Regions from separate parts of the Homo sapiens genome. Here region 2 is linked to region 1. Evidence: read pairs that join two places in POLR2A ChIA-PET (ENCODE). Cell type or tissue: CD4-positive, alpha-beta T cell. All regions are shown on one strand.

Evidence for each region. Peaks named below come from ENCODE experiments on the same cell type or tissue, not always from the same donor. Only the 100,000 strongest peaks of a DNase experiment are listed, where the experiment ranks them.
Region 2: POLR2A ChIA-PET joins it to region 1 with 5 read pairs; 9 of 35 experiments call an interaction of 5 or more read pairs at or near these places.

What each region holds. Positions count from the first base shown.
Region 1 is chr18:75,214,731-75,218,730 of GRCh38, reverse strand. All of the region lies in intron 1 of TSHZ1 (teashirt zinc finger homeobox 1), which reads right to left. Among named protein-coding and RNA genes, the nearest start is that of TSHZ1, 5.9 kb to the right of the region's middle. In CD4-positive, alpha-beta T cell, no CTCF peak of the experiment used is centred here; a DNase peak (open chromatin) is centred at 2,330; H3K4me3 peaks cover 473 bases; H3K27ac peaks cover 1,180 bases.
Region 2 is chr18:75,160,214-75,164,213 of GRCh38, reverse strand. No RefSeq gene overlaps it. Among named protein-coding and RNA genes, the nearest start is that of PTGR3, 47 kb to the left of the region's middle. In CD4-positive, alpha-beta T cell, no CTCF peak of the experiment used is centred here; a DNase peak (open chromatin) is centred at 2,293; H3K4me3 peaks cover 988 bases.

The sequences.
Region 1 (4,000 bases):
TAGGCTTTTCCGAGAGGAACCAAGAAAACAATAAGAACTGACGTGGGTGCAGGCTGCTAGGGTGGAACGGCTCCCCCCAGCCCGGCCCCCACAGTGTACAGGTGCAGGTGTGGCTCCTGCCCTTGGCTAAGTGGGGCTTGTCTAGTTAACGACTTACAATGATGAAAGTGTTTTGAACCATAGTCTCGTAGAAGATTGTTCTAGACCTGGCCTCTCAGGGAACATATATCCACCCTTAGCTGGGCATAGGCACATTTAATCAGCAGCTAATAACTGTACAGGAGGAGCTGTTCCCCTTCATAAATCAATGTGCAAAATTGCTAATACACTAGTTATCGATTAGCACACCAACACTCATTTTGAGGCTATAGCTAAGAACTAACAAAGTGACAAGGGTAAAGTGTTATTTCTTTCACACGCAGACAGCTGGGCTGGAAAAATGACTCCAGCAGGCAGTAATTCTTAATTGACACCTGTCAAGATAATGGCAGCAGTCACAGCTGCTGTAGGAGAATTTGTCCCTCGCCCTGTTCATCTGTCAGCTTTAATACCCTTCCTATGCACATATTTTTTTCCTTTGCTCTAATCTACCTAAATTGTCCTGGCTTTTGTTTGAAACCTGGGTTTTGGTAGCAGTTAATCCCTTCCTAATATCTGCCCCATCTATGATTCAACAATAGTGCACATCTTACACATAAAGTCAAGGCATTAGGGCTTGATTACACAAATGAAAAGGTGGGAGGTGGGGAAGAGAGGAAAACATGTACCTAAAAACAGAAAGAATCCCCCTGGGTAGCACACCTCTTTAAGTTTTCAGAATATTTTTAAATTTTTATGTTCTTTGAGGTTTCTTTTTATAACAATCGACCCAATATCCATTCTCTTCATGAGATATAAATGTCATTATTCTGTCATCACTGTGAGTGCTAGCTACCACTTGAGAATACTCAATCTCCCTAAGTCCCTTCTTTCCACGATCAACATAACAACATGCTCTTCGTGACACGCCATGCAGGTAGAAACCCATATACATAATATTTTGCATGAAACATAAAAGTCTTGCATTATTAAAGTTGCGGTCTAGCAAGAGCGAACGCAGCCCAACAAAGGCACAACCACACAAGGATTCCTTTCTCCAAAAAGAAAACCTGGTTCATTGTTTTCTTAAAAAGGATAAACCAGAAGATATCATTTACAACTTTGTTCTAATGCCTCCAAAGTACAGTCTTTACTTTCCTTTCTGCCTAGTAAAACAAACAAGAAACCAAAACAAAACAAACAAAAACACTACTATGACAAGTGCTCCATTTGGTCTATAAAATAAAAAACAGAAAGTAGAAAAAAAAAACCCTTGGAGGAGGGGAGAGGGGACAAACTAGTTCTATTATTCGATTCAGAATCCCTTACAGGTTGTCAAGTTGTTGTCTTCCTAAAAGAAAATGATTATCGCAAGTGTTCTTTGCAAATGTGAATTCACACAATCAATGATTATCTATTTCTTGGGATGTTCTGTTTATGACACTGTTAATCGTTCATAAGAACCAAGCAGCCCTCTGCAGAGGCCTGCCTAAGGCACTTTGCCCCACACACAGGGAGTAAGGTCTAGGCCCTGCCTTCCCTTCAGCAGCCAAAACTCTTGGCAAACCCCTGCCCAGGCCTCTCCACCACCACAGCTAAAGCATGCCTAGAAAGCAGGCGCCATTGATCAGGAACTTTCTGTTGATAGCATTTACTATACATGATCAGGCGGCACAGGGCACAATTAACCTTTCCCCTGGCCCTCCTCCTCGGTGAGTCTGGCGTTTGGCTGGAGTGAAAATGCACAGGCAGAAACAGGAGTGGGTCCCGGCCCAGTGGACCATGCCTTTCCAGAAGCTCCCCAAGCCAATACCATCCTGACCCCAACACTTCCTCCTTCCCACCCAGGCCCTCCTCCCTGCTCTCTGTTGAAACGTAAGCCTCACTGGTGGGCACCACCCTGGGCGACTGTCTTGGTTCAACTCCATCACCAATATGCTTTCAAAAGCAGCCACAAAAAATAGCTCACACATTCTGCACCCATATGCAGCCATCCAACGACCAGAATAGGGCAAAGTGATTTCTAAAATACTACTTCTGACCTAAGACAACACAAAACCTCTTATAACCAAGGGTATGATAAGTCTTAGGGAGAAAATGGTCTTACAGTGAAACAGTTTTCGTTATCGGCCTGTATAGATACTACAGAAACTTTCTGGAATGTATTCCCCTCCCCAATACATTAACATAAAATCTCTAACTTCCTACCCAGATCCAGTTTCACTTCTATTTGGCCTAGAAGAGCTCATCACAAATTACCCCACCACTGTAAACATCACAAGCACCGCAACAGGAAATACACAATATCACCATTTTTTTAAAGAGTAATTTTGAAGTATACTACACAACTAGATGTTTTTAAATACATTAACATAATATTAACATAATAAGCAATGAAAGAAAATTATCCATTGTTTGCTAACAGTTATGCTAAAGAGATGCAGTGAGTAGGAAATAAGACATGCCTACAATTAAAAAAAAGATATTTCGGTCTTCATTCAAAACTGTTTCTTACTATTTTCATCCCCCTGTATGAATAAATAATAATTAACAAAATTAAACTTAAATATTCAGAAAGCATACGCAGGCGGCGCCTAAATCTCTTAGTGAATGAATGAATGAATAAAACTGACCAGCCCCCCTCCCCTTCCAACCCTCCCCCACCACACACCCACAAACACAAACACACAGACACACATACACAGAGTATAAGCACAGAGACTCCAGCACACACACTCCCAGCAGAACAGGGCAGCCTTAAGTAGCTGACAAAATACTAACAAAGGAACACATGTAAATACATGCTACGGCCCCTCCCCGTGGGATTACAACCTGTGTGTGCAGGGTGGTAGGAGGGCGGCCATTACAGTGGCACCACTAAGACAAATTGTTTATCCAGACACTACATGTTTTCACAGAATATTTCCTGTTCATCTTATTTATAAAAGCAGTTTACCTCTGAAATCTACTTACTCATCCAATCAACATCATTTAATATTTTGCAATGATATTGCAGTTGGAAGTTCATCATTTAGCCTTCCTGGGAGGAAAAGGTGCCATTTTAGGATCAAGCATTTTCCCTCCTCTGTTCAACTGAGAGCTACAACTGGGGTGTTGAATCTAAACATCCATTTCTACAGCTTGACAAAATTTGAGATATCCACCGTTTAAGCTTTTTCTCAATATCAGTTTTCTTTGTGTGTGTGTGCCAGGGTGGAATTTCAGGCCTACCAGGGCCTGAGATGTTCACCATCTTGAGAGAGGCACACTCCTGTGATTTCACAGGTATAATTCTTACCCAGACACAGACTTGCCCTGCCCTAGTCCACATATTTACAGATGGCATGAGAATCACTGGAGACGGCCCGGTGTGCTCCCAGCCAGCGACATTCTCTGGTACAGATCTATTCTGCATACACCTGAAAAGACTGATTTTTAATAACTTTTTATTTCAGGCCTGTCCCTCCCTTTCACTTAAAACAGCATGTCTAAGTCACAGCAACTATAACCATGAGGGTCTTCAGCATTGAAGAAATAAAAATACATAACAGCTGAGTGGTTGGTTTTCTGTCTTGGCTTGATTGCACAGTTCAAAGCCAGGATTACGGAGGTCATTAAGCAGCATTGTCTCGGTGACATGATTAGTCAGGTAGCAAAGTCCATTTGTCACCTGCACCAGCAAATTGAGTTAATACTGCACTACAGGCTATGGGGACTGTATAATATCAACGTGATTACATCAAGCGGGATGCAAACTTGACAGCTCACTGAATTTGTCCGCATTAATCGTTACGCCTGTCACAAATCCATCAGGTTTACAGATAATTAGGGGCCTGTTAATGAAGCTGGCTAAACAACCTTACCTTTTTTGATAATTAAGAAGCCGCTTCATTACGAAGGGACCATTTCCTCTGAGCAGTAT
Region 2 (4,000 bases), 55 kb after region 1:
CCCTCCTGTCTTCATTGCTTGGAAAAGAAACAATGACGCACTTTGCCTGGTGTTCAGTGCAGGTGTTCCTTTACCCCTGGAGTAACATTTTGCTTGGTGTTCAGTTAGACTGAGAGTCCTGAAGTCCCAAAGGCTTGGCCTTGAATCCAGGGTCCAGCCCTTCCTAGTTGGTGACCCTAGCAAGGGGTACGTGCCTCTCAGCCTCCACTCTCCCAGCTGGACAACAGGGGCTGCATGAAGACCATTGTCCATGACATCAGAAGCAGATGCACAGAGCTTACTGCAGCTCTTGGCACAAGGCGCACCCTCAATGAGAGTCAGCTCCTCCCGTCTCTTCCCATGGTCCTCCCCTCGCCCCTAGGAAAAGAGGGTAGGCCTGAAATGGGGGCAGGAGAGACAAGCCTCTCCTCTTTCCCTCTTTAGAATTGCCTGGTCAGCAGCCTTAACCTTGACCTGAGCTCAGCCCTACCCCTGGGGGAGGATTTCACCTAAGAGCAGTGCCCGAGTCAGTCTACCCAGTTGCAGCAGCAAGAAACAAACCTTCGGGGTCGTTGCATCCCACACCAGACGTCCTGTGCAAATCTGGGTGCAGTCTGTACCTCACATCCTGTGGACCCTTCAAAGCCCATTCTCTTCCGGCTCCCTTATCACCATCACCTCTATTGCAACCTGCTCCGTGGGATTCACTGACCTCATGACAATTGTTTACATGAAAGAAAAAAACACAAGTTGATCATCAATCATTCTTACTTTCTTACTTGAGAATTCCGTTTAAGAACAAGAAGAGTCTTCTTTATTTTAGAGGCCTGTTTTGTTGACCAAGTGTAACTTGGAGGTCAGCACAGGAGACCTGCTGCTGTCTGAACCATAAAGTGGGATTTGAGAGGGCACTACATTGGTTTGTAGAATTCAGGGACCAGCCAAACACCTGCACCCTGGCCACAGAGCAGCTCAGGGTGCCTCTGCATACTTGCTCGTGAACATCCCATAGGACACGTCAGCAAAGTGATGCTGCTCCACTGCGACTCTGGCCAAGTGTCACACTCCTAGGAGAAAGAGCCCTGTTGACCAAGCCACCCTTGGATAATGACCACAGCAGAAGGGCACAAGCAAAGGACAGACAAGGGCGCTGGGGGAATCCCTGTCAGCTGAGCAGGCCCCCAGTGGGTGTTCATGTAATTAATGAGCAGTCATTGTCCTTAAGACAAAGCTAATAACAATGCAATTCTATTAACAAGAGCTTTTTATTGAGAAAGTATTATAATGAATATTCTTCTTAATGCTAAAGTAATTCCTTCCTTTGTCTGGTTGTGAGGTTTTTGTTTTTAATTTTTATTATTGTTTTTATTTTTTGTTGTTATATGCAAGATTCTTCACAGACATGATCTTTAACCCTCAGTCTAAACAGCCCTATGAAGTCGGTATGATTAGACCCACTCAGATGAGAAGGCAGGCCTGCAGGGGCCAAGCAACACACCCAAGGTGACATGGTCAGTACATTGCAGAACTGGGACTTGAGCCCAGATCTTCCTGCCTCTAGAATGCACTGTCGGATTTAGAATGAGTCACTGGCGTAAGCAGCCCAGGCATGACCTTATGGATCTAGAATGATGCTAAGGAGACAGGTGGAGCCATTCTTGTCCAGAGCTGCTAAACCAAGTGTACATTCCCCACCTCTAACTGCCAGGACACCCATCATAGAGTGCCAGCTCTCTGCAAGGAAACTCAGAAGCTCTTTGAAAACTGGACGACTGACTATTCCCACATGCCTTGGTCTTGCTGTTCCCCTCCCCACCTTCCCACCAGCAGGAATCTTTCAAGGCTCAGTGTCAACGCCTCTCATGGGAAGCCTGCCTGGACTCTCGTGTTTCTGAATAGCAGCACTGGCCACGCTCGGCTTTGCATAGAAGGTATTTTCATCCACCCATTACTCCTACCAACATTCTTCCATCATTCCCTTGAGATGAGGAAGACATGGTCTTCTATGTCTTCCTTGCCACATTAGCCTCTTTAGCAGGCCTGGGGCAGGCTCTCCGTTGTTGTTGGGTTGAGTTGAAAAATGCCACCCTGCCTTGAATGCCTCATAGTGAAGGAAGAACTCTCTCCAATCACACCTGTCCCTCTATCTGGAGAAGACAAAAAGAAGGGTCTATTTCATCATCAATCTTTAGAGTAACGGAAAGAGATAGAAAAATTCCCAGCATGCTGACTGTGGCAGCAACTACATGGGCTCACTTGTCTTCTAGTCCTCCCTGCGCCCTCTGAAGGTAGGTGTGGCCATGCGACTTGCTTTGGCCAGGGAGATGTGGGTGAAAGTGAAAGTGCTTCTTCCAAGTGGAGCCTTCGGACCTGGTGTGCTCACTGCGTGTCCCCTTTCCTGTCTGGGCATCCCAGGAAGCCTGTGCCCGGATGGACCCTGAGGGACAGCAGTTGACAGAGCCTTCCTGCTGATGCTGGACACGTAGCACGAAGAAGAAAGAACAGTGCTGTGTGAAGCCACTGAGACGCTGGGGTCACTGTCGCCACGGCATAGCCTCGCTGTTTCACAAATTCACATATTGTGCCTTCTTCTCAGAATAATCAGCTCTTATTTATTGATAGAAAGAGGGTTCATAATAATGAGGTTAAATCATTGAGTGTGGTAACAAATTGTATATAATACAGCCCTAGCTCTGTTGTGCAGTATAATTCTGCACAAATGCACACACACGCACACACACCCCAAAGCAGAAAGTACGGACTTTTTCTGGCAGCAATTGTTCATGCTCTATGAAAGCTGTTAATTTTTCTCACTGGAGCTAGGCCAATTCAGTTCAGTTCACGAAGGCAACCATTGCAGAATTTTGTCTAGCATTGTTTTCTAGAGGTACCTCAGTGCCACCTAGAAGACTGGGTATTTTCCCTTAATGAAAAGATAGTCAGAATAGGGGGAAATGCTTTTCCTTTCTTTCTTCCTTTCTCTTTCTTCCCTTAAAAAAAAAAAAAACCCAGAATGATGTTGTGATTACCTTGCATTTTGCAGCATAGTGGATATGACAGTCAACCAAATTAATCCCATTATGCAAAACCCAGTTCGCAAATGGTTTTGCATTTTTGCAAAATTATGTCAATTTTCCCATAAATTGGAGAGACTGTGTCAGTTTTCTGAACCGCACAGAGACGCTTCTCAGTGCTGTATGTCTATATTTCCCTAATTCAGAAGCATACAGATTTTAGCTCCATGGCACAAATTAGGATTCATAACTTTAATGCTGATACTTTTGTTTACGTGAGACTTGCATGAGAATTGCCATTCATTTCACATTTATTTACAATCTTCTTCCTCATCATACTCATCATGATGGGAAAAAGAAAAGAGCATTAGCAGTCTGGGGAAAAAATGGTTAAAACAAAATTCTTAATTATTTTGATATTAAGAACATGATTCATTCTTTCTTTTCCTTTCTCCAGCACTCAGTCGGGTGCCTGCAGCCCTCACCCTGAGTGTCTGTGCCTTTTTCTCTGTCCGTGTTCAAGTGTTCAGGCAGCAGACAGAGCTTCCCAAATGCCGTCCCCCTGGCCAGCCGCAGACAGGCTGTTGGTGGCCAAATCTTCCTGGCATTGACTGTGATCTGTGAATTCCCTGTAACTGGACCAACTCATCAAATTCAACCCACTCCTGCCTTGAGCTGCCGAACAGCCGGGATCTGGAAGGCTCGAACCCTGACCCCTGTCACCAGCCCTCCGAGCCTCGCACATCTGCTGGCTGGATGCGGCACTGCTTCACCTGGTTCATTTCAAATGCAGCAGGCCCCCTCCGCTCCAAGCCCAGCATCGCCTCCTCTCCGTCTCTCTCTCTCTCTTTTAAAGGGAGAAAGAAAAAGCTTCCTTGTTTTGAAGACTGGCGCTCCGAGGGCTAAACTACTTACTGAATTCGGAAAATCTATTTTTTAATGGTTCTTCTTTCTCTGCGCAGCACTCTTTATTTCGAGAATGCTTTCTTGAGCAGCGAGTTGTTGAC